Regions from separate parts of the Homo sapiens genome. Here region 2 is linked to region 1. Evidence: chromatin contacts called from ENCODE Hi-C or POLR2A ChIA-PET data. All regions are on one chromosome and are shown on one strand. The core of a region is the stretch at or near the end of the contact, and the rest is flanking DNA. Distances in the headings are between cores, read along the strand shown.

Region 1 (6,354 bases), core at 1,173-3,672:
GATAAAATTATGTTTAAAATTCATGTTAAAGCTATAGGGTTTTTTTTTTTTTCTGATCTACGTATCAGCCTTACCTCCACGGACTTCACTAATTATATTTAAGGAATTAGAAAACTTCCTTCCTTAATTTTATTCTCATTAATTTTTCTAGGACATTTATTAAATAAAATGGGTTGTTAAAGTATGTTAAGTGTGTAGGGCATGTAACCAGTCAAATGTCAAGGTTCTGAGTAGGTTGGATTTCATGGTCAAGGATAATCTCTTTTAATATTCACAATCTCATTCTTACATATTCCCATCTCCCCTAAGTCTTTCATTTCACTTCTATTCATTCCTACTTACTCCTACTAATATCTCCGTTTAGATTCTCTCATCTGACCTTTCCCACACCTCTTGCCCCACAGTAAGTTTTATTTTCCCCTCTTAACACTAATCACATCTACTCTGATTTGTAGACATTTTTCACCTAAAGCCCAGCAAAGGAAACACTGTCAACCTGTCAAAAAAAAGTGCTGCAATTGTGGAGGACAGATAAACAGGTGGTAACAAAAGCATTCTAGTGAATCTGAGCCAGGCTGGGAACCTGCTGGGCTGGCCTGACTCAGAGGTGGTAAGAGAAGGCAACAGGAGGCAGGAGGCAGCCCCATCACTGTCCGTTCCCAGAGCAGGAATGAGGAGGGTGCTCCCCACCCCAAGGCAGCAAGGGGGAAAATTCTCTAAGGAAGAGTCCCAGCAAGATCAAATATCAGTGCCATGTCCAAGGGGTTAGAGAAATAACCAAAGTCAGTGTGGTAGGGCCATGAGTTTACCTTATGGTTTGGCTTTATGTGGGTATATGGAAGTGCCAGCAGTGAGCTGAGAGCTGCCAAGAGAGGCAGAAAGCAGGTGTGTCAGAGATTTGGGGCCTCAATGGAAGTGAAATGTGATGGCAGAAGAAGACACCACAGGAGTTGTTGAGGCATTGGTTAGGAAGTGAACAGCAGAACTGGCAGAGGCTGCTGGGCCTGTTGGGGTACCAGGAGTGACAGAGAAGACTGGCAGCTGCAGAGCAGGACAGACCAGATTGGCCAGTACAACAGCAGAGGGCCATGTTGGGCTTTGACTCAGGAATCCTGGTGGAGGCAATGATGAGAGAGAAGAGATAAAACACACTAGGTAAGCCAAGGTAGTTGTCAGGATAGAAGGAGACAGGCAGGCCAGATGGCTGTTAACCGTGTGGTGTGTCCCAACTTTCCAGCATCAATTTAATGGCCAAATTAAAATGTAAGTCAACTTAAGCCAAGGTCAATTTTAATCCTATGCTTTGCTGGTGATACAGAATCATTAACGGTATCAATAATGCCCACATTCAACTCATTCTACAATGGGGGCAATTGTAATTTTGGTCTGGATATGTTTAACAAAATGGAAAGGAAGAAGGCAAAACCACGGAACTATTTTTTTTTTTTCTTTAGACGGAGTCTTGCTCTATCTGTCACCCAGGCTGGAGTACAGTGGTGCGATCTTGGCTCACTGCAGCCTCCGCCTCCTGGGTTCAGGCAATTCTACTGCCTCAGCCTCCCGAGCAGCTGGGATTACAGGTGTGTGCCGCCACGCCCTGCTAATTTTTGTATTTTTAGTAGAGACGGGGTTTTACCATGTTGGCCAGATGGTCTTGATCTCCTGACCTCAGGTGATCCGCCCGCCTCAGCCTCCCAAAGTGTTGGAATTACAGGCGTGAGCCACCATTCCCAGCTGGAACTATTTTTTTAAACTGATGCACATTAATAAGATTTAGAAAATCTTGAGATTTAATGGACAGTGTTGAGATTCATATAACTTTATGTTGAGAATTCTCTTTCCAGGAATTATTTATTTCAGTTAGTCACATTTTTATCTTCTACTGAAGTGTAAACTTAATTTAGTGTAAATAACTACCATTTGAATACTAACATAATCTTTTTATTTGTATAAAAAATACAAAAAGATTGTTTATGTGTGTGTACACATATGTGTCAAGACTAAAAATTAAGCACGGGGTAAAGTCTTTGGCAAAGGACAAATAGTCGGCAAGTTCACAGATTAGAATTTAGAATTCCATCATGAAGTGGACTAAATTGTTAGTTTAAAGAAGACTGTGAGTGTCAGCACATAAAAAGGTAATCCTGTCTCAATTGTAGCTACAGATTGCAAGTCCTGTGTCAATTCAAATTTTTGCCAGCAGATACTAATGACTTCATTGAAAGCAGATGTTTAGAAATGAAAGTATAAACACAACCCCAGTTGATTAATATGCTTATTGTATTTCCTTGTTGTGAGTCTAGCGAATATTTGATTATCTTTAAGTTGATCCATAGTATATTCAACAGTCTCATGAGAACATAATTTTTGTTGATGATTTGTCCAAAGTTTCTATCAATCCATCTTAGCAGCAGAGCCAAGTGTTAGAGTTATTGCTGCCTGAGTTATAACAGCTGCCCTGGGAATCTTGTCTGAACAACAAGTTAACTGCTGTTCCCAGTTATATCTGGTCTTTCCCACCCCCAAACATACACAAAAGATTTTTGTCATTCTTGGCACTGGACAACAGAAGTGATAAGACATGCCAGCAGAACTCTAAAGGCAGAATGTCCTTCCACCTGTTTTATGCTGTAAGACAAACTTCCAAGTGCGAGGCAGTGTGGAGGGCTGTTGCCTTGAATGGCAGCTGAATGCACCAGCGGGATCCTTGGCAGCAATGCCCAGGCACTGAAGTCGGGCATTCAGGAGAGCTAAATGGAGAAAAGAAACTTGAGCAAACTGCTTCCTGGAACACTGAGAACCTGAATGGGAAATTAAGAAGAACCAGATTCTTTCTATTCTTCCACCAGCCAAGGTCAGATTTCCAAACTTCTATTGATTCTAATCTTTCCCAAACAGTGCTGTGGCAATGTATGAAAGTAATAAAAATAATCCTTTTTCTGTTAAAAAAAAAATTGCTGTTACTTGCTGTTTTGTTATGCTTTTGCTGGAGATTTTCCCACCCATCTTAAAGCAGCAACTTCAGGATGGGGGAATCAAGCAAAACCATGGTGAAGAGATTCATTTAAAGAGGACAAGTGATTTATTCTACATCTCAGGAGACAGTTCCTTAAGGTGAGAGGTGTTGCCTATGCCAACTTGCTTATTGCCTCTTTTGATGTTATCTTAGCAATAAGCTGGGGCTAATCGTCCCCAGTTTGGGAGACTTTGAGGCAGGGCTAACTGCCACAGTAAAAGACCCATTAACAGTAAGGAGGGTAAATGGATAGCAAAAAACCTAGGAGAATCCACAGGCTTTTGTTAATTTTATTCTATCTGCCTGGTGTTTCTGGAACTCTAGTTTCAAAGTTAGAATACCCAGAATCCCAGCAGCTGAGGAAAGTAATAACCAGTGTCTGGGGGCGAGGGTGGGGAGGGAAGCGAGGGTATAAAGAGGATGAGAATTCTTCTAGTTATTTTCAGTTTTTACTGAAACTGAAGCTTTCCTGAAACTTTAAGTTTTTAGGAAACTTAAAGATAATTGTTTGTTTACTTAAAATACAGCCTCAAGGATACTTTTAGTTTAAAAAAATTTCTTGACTACTTGATTTCCTCTTGGGAAGATTATTATTTAACAAAAATATGTATTTATAAACAAAATATTTCAGAACAGGAGTCTGTGGAGAAATAGTCTTAAAAGGACTTTTCAGCAGTGATAAGATAAGAAACACTGCCCTAAAGAAAACTGTTGGCTGGGCGCGGTGGCTCATGCCTGTAATCCCAGCACTCTGTGAGGCCAAGGTGGGCGGATTACCTGAGGTCAGGAGTTCGAGACCAGCTTGGCCAACATGGTGAAACCCCGTCTCTACTAAACACACACACAAAAAAAATTAGCCAGGCATGATGGCGCATGACTGTAATCCCAACTACTTGGAAGGCTGAGGCAGGAGAATCGCTTGAACCCGGGAGGTAGAGGTTGCAGTGAGCCAATATCGCACCATTGCACTCCAGCCTGGGCAACAGGAGCAAAACTCCATCTCAAAAATAAATAAATAAATTAATTAATTTAATTTAATTGTTTAAGGGGTGTCATTTTCCAAATTGTTTTTATGAAAAATTTACAAACAGTGGCTAGTGTCCCATTGTACTGTGTATCTAATTCAGTAAAAGTACTGAAGATTCAAAAAGATTGTTAGAGTGGTTGTGGAAAATTCCAGAGCTGCTGTCACCAGCAGAGCCTTCCTTTACTGAGTGTCTCAGTGCCAGTATAACAAATCCTAGACACTGGCTTTATTGGCCAGTGGTGCAAAGAAATAGTAAAAATTCAATAAAAATATTGCTTGAACCAGGAAGCCTCCTCATAGAGTTGTGGACTCTTCAGAGAGGTTTTACCAAAGTAAGGGCAGAATGTGTATACCGTCTTTCAGGGATTCAAGAAATGTAGGCAACAATGTCTATTATTAGCCCTCCTCTCCTTCCATGAGCAAAACCCAAATTACTTGTTTTTAATTGGCACAAAAGCACATTCAATCATTACATTATCAGACATTGTTCATGTACCTATCATATGCCAGGCTGTGTGCTAAGAGCTGGGGATCTGAAGATGAATAAAATGTACCCTGCCACAATCAGGATTGGCAACAACTGACCTAGGTGGCTCACCTGCATTGTCTGGATAACAAGCCAATTGGCACCTGAGGCCCCCAACCTTATCCCCACAGGAGGGGTTCGTCCAAACTGCTCATGAGACCAGTTTCTCCCTTCCACAGACCCCAGTGCCTTCAGGTGCTGAAAGTTGACTTTCCCAGGCAACTCAGAGAGCTGGTGTCTAACCCCACACTGATGTTACTCAATAAGTCTGATTACCCTCCCACCCACTAGGTTGTTCTCACTCTTGCCCTATAAGAAGGAGAGCAGCAAGGGGACAAGGAATGCCCACCGATGGTGTGTCCAATAGATAACTTTGGCCCATCTCTTATCTTTATTTGTTAATTCTTGCTTTGTAACTTTCCCCCAATAGAGCCCATGAGATTTCATGGAAATCATCACAAAATAACAAACCTTTTTGCGTGACAGGTGATGAGCACAAAAGGATCCATCTTATACAGTGCTTGCCAGCTTCCATAATACTACTCACCACGATGTTGAAATCACCTGTTCCAGAACCAGTCCTGTCCTTTGACAAGAAGGATTTAATTATCAGTAGTGGTGGGGACTGGCTGGAGAGAGGAAAAACACTTCAAGGACTCTGCCACCTTTCGTAGATGGAGAGTGCAAAGTTTGTACCATGGAACTCCTTCTCTAACAGTTACTCTGTGGCAGTGCCTATTTCAAACCTCCCTTAACTTCTGATTGTATAGATGTTTGTTTCATTTGTTCATCTGTTTGTTCACTTAGTCAGAGATGTTTTAAGCCTTAAGAGAAATAGTGGACTAGAAAATGCCTTGGAAAAGTACAAAGTTCAATCCAAGTAAACTGTTTTTAAACTAGGAATTTATGAAGCCTAAAATATAAAATGTATATACATGGATATGCTCTGAAGTGAGGTAGAGGGGTAGAAATCAACATTGTGATATTGTACTATAGTTTTGCAAGATGTTACCATTGGGGGAAAATGTTTGAAGGGTATACGGGATATCTCTGCCTTATTTCTTACAACTGCATGTGAATCTACAGTTATCTCAAAATAAAAATTTAATTAACAATTGATTACAATTAACAGCATTAATTTCTTATCCTGTCATTTTCCTTCTCCTGAAATTGCAGAATAGCCAAACAGAAACCTACCCATGACCACCATCTGAGATTCTTTGGTGCCCGTATTAGTGGACATAGGCAGGTGTATCAGGAGGCATCCAGTCACGCATACTGGAAGATACTGACTCAACTGATTTAAGCAAAGGAAAATACAGTGTATTATATAATGAGACATCTTGAGTAGGGTAGTCCTAGGGTCAGTTGATTCAGCAGCTTGATTGATAATCAAGGGCCCAAATTCTTTCCCACTTTCTACCCTGCCATCCTCAGCCTATCAGTTTCGTCCTCCAGCTGGCTTAAAGGTAGTTGCAAGGTGGCTGCTATCATGCCATGCAAAATGCAAATGCAAAAAGTATGCAGATACAAAAAGTATCTCTTTTCATAAGTCTCATTTTAAGGGCAAGGAAAAACCTGCAGGCCTTTCTGCCACTCTCTTGACCCACTTACTTAACTGTGGAACAAGTCACAAACACCTGTTTAAGTGGATCACTTGGCCAGGAGGGAGAGATTGCCATTATCCTTAGATGGAGGAGAATGGGGGTGGGGGTTGTTATGCCTGAACATAATCAGTGCTCTGCCAGTGAGTAAGAGCAGAGATGGGGTGATTAATAGGCAACC
Region 2 (6,354 bases), core at 2,268-4,767, 38 kb after region 1:
GGGGGTTTCCATATCCTGTTTAAGAATCACTGACTTAAATAACAAAGGGCTAGAGAGCCCTTCTAAAAGTTGTGCTTGGGAGTTTAGGATTAAATGTATAGCCTCGTTGCATATCCTGAGAGTAAAGCCTTCAGTCTTACAGGCCTGGGTTTGAGGGGCTGATGGCTGCTAACCTCTCTGAATTTCAAGGTCTTCATTCATAAAAGGGCAATAATACCTACTTTGCAGGATTCTGTGAGGATTGCATTGTGGCAGCACACACAAAGTCCAGATACATAGTGCTTAATTAAGGGCAACTATTATTTCAAGGGTGTCTTATAGCTTTCAGGTTAATACAATCACGCTAAGATTTTAGATCTGCTGAACCTTTAGAGGCTTATACAAGCCAAAGACTGGCTAAGCCACAGGTTAGAACTCATGGAACCATCAGCTTACACCCCCTAAAACCAGAGTTCTCCATGTCCTTGAGTTGTGTGAGTAGGAGGGAAAAGTCTGATAGTCCCAATTGGTTAGACTTTGATTGATGAATGCCATCAATGGCTGCAGGTCAAAGGCAGCAGTCAATAGGAAACCATGCTTCATGTTGCTATTGCAGTTCAGCATTTCCTAAAGGCAGATGCCTCCTTCCTGGTCCTTCATGCCTCAAAGAGTTGGAATCGACCTGATAATCATGGAGGCAAATAAAATTGTGATAGATGGAAAAAGGCCATTTCTGTCCTGTCATAATTTGATTCTCTCCACCCCCTGCTCTCTTACTCCAATATATAACTTAAGGGCCACAGATATACTTCATGATTAAGAGTGCACTTGGTCCTGAATTAGTCAAGACTATGGTTGCAAGAAACAGAAACCCAAGTTGAACCAGTTATAAACAAAGAAATAAGAAAGAAAGAAATAGAAGGAAGAAAGGAAGGAAGGAAGGAGTAAGGTTATGATTGTTTAAATATTTATTTTTTAATTTTGTGTTTTATTGATACATAACATGTACATATTTTGGGGGTACTATGACAATTTAAAACATTCATATGCCTTGTAAAGATAAAATCAGTGTAACTGAGATTCCCATCACCTTAAATATTTGTGTTTTCTTTATGCTAGAAACATTCTAATTCTTCTCTTCTAGCTATATTGAAATATACAATAGATTATTGTAAACTATAGTCATACTACTGACTGATGAAATACTAGGTCTTATTTCTTCTATCATACTGTATATACATACCCATTAATCAATCTCTCTTCATCCCTCTCCCTGCTAAGGTTACGATTTATTGAATATTTGGCACAAGTAATGGGTAGTTGTAGTCTAGGGGAAGTAGACCTTGCAGACCTTGGTGGGGATTGCAGGGACTTAGCAGTACAGTCAGATCTCTCTCTCTCTCTCTCTCTCTCTCTCTCTCTCTCTCTCTCTCTCATTCTCTCCTCCGCTTTTCTCTGTGCAGGGGATGCATTCCTACATTCTTTCCTACTACAGATGAGCTTGCTCATCTTGCTGTGGAGAGGAAGTGGAGCATGGTCCAGACAAGCACTGGTTTTGTCATCGCTGTCTAGTAACATCAGAGAAGAAAGCTTCCTTTTCCCAAAGTCTACATATAAATTCCCAGGGAAAGGCTCTTTCTGGCTCAATTTGATGTAGCCAAGTGGGTGGTGACTATGGTTGGTCAAGCCTGGATCTCATACTCACCCTGTAGACTGAAGACTGGTTTGGCTGTCCACTAAAACCTTAAGGAGAAGAGGTAGAACCTTTCTCTCCAATGAAATAAGGTGTTGTACTGGAAGACAGGTGGGAGAGGAGCTGCTGAACAGACACAATCGACAGGTGTCCATTACAGATCCTTCATGTCTCAAGATTTTGTTTTGTTTTCCAACAAAAGTCTCTGAAAACAGAGGACATTTACAATTGCAAAAGAAAAACTCTTTGTTGACAGAAAGAGGAGAATGTGTACAGATGACAGAAGCTGCATAAATAGGCTGTCATCAAAGCTCTCTTGGAGAGTGCATCATCTCCTCATGACTTCAGGTATTTAATCTCCATATGACTCTCATATATACTTCTCCCAGCCTCTAATCCTCAGGGGATAAGAGTAGCGCCGACCTCATAGGGCTTCTGTGAGAACTATTTTGAGTGAATGCAAGTAAAACACACAGTACAGAGCCTGATGCATAGAAAGCTTTTTTATAAATAAAAATAATTTTGTATATTTATGTACTACACCAATCCTCAGGACACACTGAGGGCTATTTGCTGCAAATACCTACAACATTCTGCTTAGGGTTATTTTTCCGGCACAGGGAGACCGTTTTGGAGAGTTAATGCCCCTCAAATAAATTCTCAATTGACAAGAATTAGTGGATAAATACTTCGACTTCCTGATCCCTAGGCAGGACTACATTGAGACATCTTCTATACTCTCTTCCAGTGTCTCCAGCATGACTGCTCTCCAACTGATTCCTTTGAGAACATGCCCTTTATTTTTTTGCTTCCTTTCTTTCCCTGTCATACTGCCCCACTCTCCTGCCGGTGTTTCCTGAAATCACCTCCTCAATAAGTGGTGTGCATTTAAATCTTCATCTCAGGATCTGCCTATAGGGAACCTTAAACTAGGACAATAAAATATATGAAAGAATGTGCACCACATTGTCTGCCATCATCATCCTACGACTGGTAGGATTGTAAGTTATTATCCTTTTTGTTATCTATATTTAAAGCATTTCCACAATGAACACAGACACCAACTAATTGATGATTGAAACAATCTAAAATCTTAAACCGGATTTTTAATCTCTGCAGGACCCGACCAACTTTTTCTTCTACCTACTTCTAACTCTGTATTCACAACAAACAAGTCTTCTTACTTTTGGACCCACTAAGTCCATTCCTCTCTCCAGGCCTCTACACATACTTGACCTAGCATTTTCTATTACTCTTATCTCTTCCACAAGGCCTCCCCTGACTCACTCAGCCCATGATGCCAGTTTACATTCATTTCGTCTACATATCATTTAATCAGCATTATCAGTTCTTCCCATACCCTGCACTACTTTAAAGAGATATGTGTGTAAAGTACTTCTTTGCCATATGGGTCTCTCAAGTTTCTAGAACATTTGGATCAGACATAGAACCACTTTCCACGTGAAAATGGCATTACACCAATTCAAGATAAAATGCTCCCCACAAAATTATTCAAGATAATATCTGAGCTGCATCTGCTGTTTCAGTCTGTAACAAAGGGTCTTTTTACAGGACAGCAGCAGTGGGGAGGAGAAATGGAGAGAAACAGAAGCTGCCTCTGATGTACTGATTCTACCACACATAAATGATCTTTTCATGAGCCAATTAGGAGAGAAGGAAAGACAAAAAGCATTCTTGACTTAGGAATGGAATAGTCGCTCCTCCTCGGTGCCTGATTCAGTTATTTAGAATGGCTTTCTTACGGCTGGGCCTCTTGTGAATTATGAGTCTCTCTCTCTGTCTTCCCCCCCAGGCTTCATATTAAAGACAAGACACAGCTGCCAAGGCCTCCAGAGATTTCCCAGCAGTCTACTATGGTGAAATAAAACACCATGTTATGCTGGACAACTAGCCTGTCGTTTCTGCACCATGGGCTGTGCTATTCTCACGGCCAAGATAAAAAATCCCAGGCCCTGGACACTTACTGCTTCTCTTGAGATTTGTGGCTTGATCTTCTAGATAGTACTCGATTTTGTGTGTGTGTTCCAGCTTCCCTGCATGATATTGATAATTATCTTCTAAAGGGATTGGATATGTTTGTATAATATACGTATACTCCTCCTTCTTGAAATACTGTCTTGAAGGAGGGCATTTGGTTACCATTAAAGCAACTATTTTGCTTCCAAGTGGTAAGAAGTTCTGTGGCCCTGGTGCCACAGATGACTTGGGACTTTGACAGGGTTGTGATCGTCCCTATAGGCATGTTTTGTGTCATTACTACCAGAAGGATTGCATTATACAAATGGGCTGAGGTTTGTACATAATGATTGGTTGAACTGCTTCTGATGTTGCAATCTCAGCTTTATCTGCCTCAGAGTAAATGGAGCCAGCTGAAATAGGTCTGTAACCCTGCATGGAGATTTGGAGTATACTAGTGAAATGTTGGGAAGGTGTCAAATTGGAGACTATTTTTAGTTAAATGGTTTACACCCTAGTAGAGAACAAGACAGAAGGCACACATGATGCTCCACCTTCATATTTTGATTTCAGTCTTCAAATAATAGGATAAATTTCAAATCCCAGCAGTCTTACATGAGCCTATAGTAAAGGAGAAGAAGAATCTCAGAAATTAAAAAGTTCTTCATACTGATGACAGGAGCTCTCCAAGTGTTGACAAACAGCCCTCCCCACACATTCCTTTCTTCCTCTCCCATTTTATCCTAATTATAAGCTAGCAAATAGGATAAAGGAAGATACCGCTCCCTATTGGATATACCTGTGTTCAGAAATCTTTACTAAACTAAAATCATCAGAATCCAATTTCTTTCTAACCTAACTATCTGCATGGTGTAAATGGGAGGGTAGGTAAGGATCTAATTAGTGATACAAATGTCATTTGTATATTCAATCAGACAAACAGATCCCTTTGGGAGTACACAAATAAAATCCCAAACAGTAGAATTTACCAACTGAAGGACAAAAAAGAGTCTTGTTTATTTTTCTATTTTTTATGCAATAGGTAGGTGCTCAGTAAATATAGTTGGGTTCGATTATGAAATTGAAAACATCCATGCCCACTTTGAAGAAAATAATCTGAAAGGAAATTATCAAATGCCATGAATATGTAAATTATACCTTGAACCACTTCTCTGCTTCTCAATTGTGAGGCCAAAATGCTTCCCACGTATAACTCACTAATTTTTACAAGTTGTAATAGTCCCTGCAGGAAGAGAAATAGCAATTGCCATTGTTCCATTTGACAGATATGAGAACTAAAGTACAAGCTGTTAAGCCAGGGATGGTGACTCAGTGAGTAAGAGTCAGAGTAGAATGATATGAGACTGGGACAGAGGGAGCAGAAATGCTGCCTAGAATTTACTCTGGGGCTCCTATTCTAACTCCTTGCGTCCTTTGACCAGATAACAACTTAGGAACCCCTGGCATTGCACTGTCGTACACCAGGAGAAGCTTCCCCTGCCATCACAAGGGCAGAGGAAACAGCCAAATTCCAGGACTCACGTAGAGCAGGGGCTCTGTTTTGCTTATCATGGTGGGCCCACCTTCACCCTCATTCCCCAGTGCTACCTAATTCAGCACTTGCATTGGCCCTAGCAAACAAGGATCAGATGACAGGATGAATCAATGAAGGCCTTGTGACTCCCATTTTTGGTGTTCAACCCATTAAATCAATATTTCTTAAAACAAGCTGGTCATGGTGGCACATGCCTATAATCCCAGGGACTCAGGAGGCTGAAGCAAAAGGATAGCTTGAGGACAGGAGTTCAAGACCAGCCTCAGCAACATAAAGAGACCCTGTCTCTACAAAAAGTAAAAAGAAAAACATTAGTCAATCTGGTAGTCCCAGCTCCTCTGGAGGTTGAGTCAGGAGGATTGCTTGGGCCCAGGCGTTTGAGGCTGCTTTGAGTTATGATTGCTGCCCCACACTCCAGCCTGGGTGACAGAGGGAGAGAAAGAAGGAAGGAAGGAAGGAAGGAAGGAAGGAAGGAAGGAAGGAAGGAAGGAAGGAAGGGGAAAGAAGGAGAAAGAAGGAAAGAAAAGAAAGAAAGAAGGAAAGAAAGAAAGAAAAAGAAAGAAAGAAAAGAAAGAAAGAGAGAGAAAGAAAGAGAGAAAGGAAAATAAAGAAAAAAAATTTCTTAGGACATTACAGTCTATCCCTTTAGAAGAGAAAATGCCCCATAGCATCGCCTGCCTGCAATCATTCCTGCAGAAACAGCAAAAAGACTTTCTACATCTCAAGGAATCACATGCCTCCGGTTCTAGTGATGCTCCTTTCCAATAAAACAAATACTCCCTAAGCAGATAAATAAATAATCAAACACAAATAAATGTCATACATGAGGAAAGGTCTTCCATAAGTTTTGAAATAAGGAAGTTACAAAACAGCACATTCTCTGGGCTAAGGGCTGTTAAATGTACTATCCCATTTGATCCTCATAAAAACCTTGTGAGGTAGATATTCTTTTATTACTTCTGTTTTTGAGGCGGGGTCTCGCTCTGTTGCCCAGGCTGGAGTGCAGTGGTGTGATCTTGGCTCACTGTAGCCTCAAACTCCTGTGCTCAAGCAATCCTCCCACCTCAGCCTCCTGAGTAGCTGGGACCAGTGGTGCACACCCGGCTAATTTTCACATTTTTTCTGCAGAGACAGGGTTTTGCCATGTTGC

The links. Hi-C counts contacts between places; a loop is a spot of excess contacts on that map. ChIA-PET counts read pairs that join two places held with the same protein, here RNA polymerase II (POLR2A). Pooled maps may share reads with other maps.
Region 2: a loop to region 1 is called in a map of heart right ventricle, with 3 times the contacts of the local background. The contact joins the enhancer-like site here to the promoter of LINC03013 in region 1. A Hi-C loop is called at or near these places in 12 of 168 maps with a recorded cell type or tissue (B cell, CD8-positive, alpha-beta T cell, Caco-2 and 9 more) and 11 of 50 pooled maps. POLR2A ChIA-PET finds 5 or more read pairs at or near these places in 4 of 52 experiments (AG04450, BJ, CD8-positive, alpha-beta memory T cell and 1 more).

What each region holds. Positions count from the first base shown.
Region 1 is chr7:35,714,015-35,720,368 of GRCh38, forward strand. It overlaps LINC03013 (long intergenic non-protein coding RNA 3013), which reads left to right and starts at 2,423. Exons shown (of 2, transcript NR_108083.1): 1 at 2,423-2,854; 2 at 5,056-5,698.
Region 2 is chr7:35,750,926-35,757,279 of GRCh38, forward strand. It overlaps SEPTIN7-DT (SEPTIN7 divergent transcript), which reads right to left. Exons shown (of 5, transcript NR_120512.1): 5 at 4,039-4,270. Among named protein-coding and RNA genes, the nearest start is that of LINC03013, 38 kb to the left of the region's middle. Within about 2 kb of position 3,518, at least 9 of the 41 ENCODE cell types and tissues checked have a DNase peak (open chromatin) inside an H3K27ac peak, as active enhancers do; they include gastrocnemius medialis, heart left ventricle, heart right ventricle and 1 more, where a contact is called at or near this core.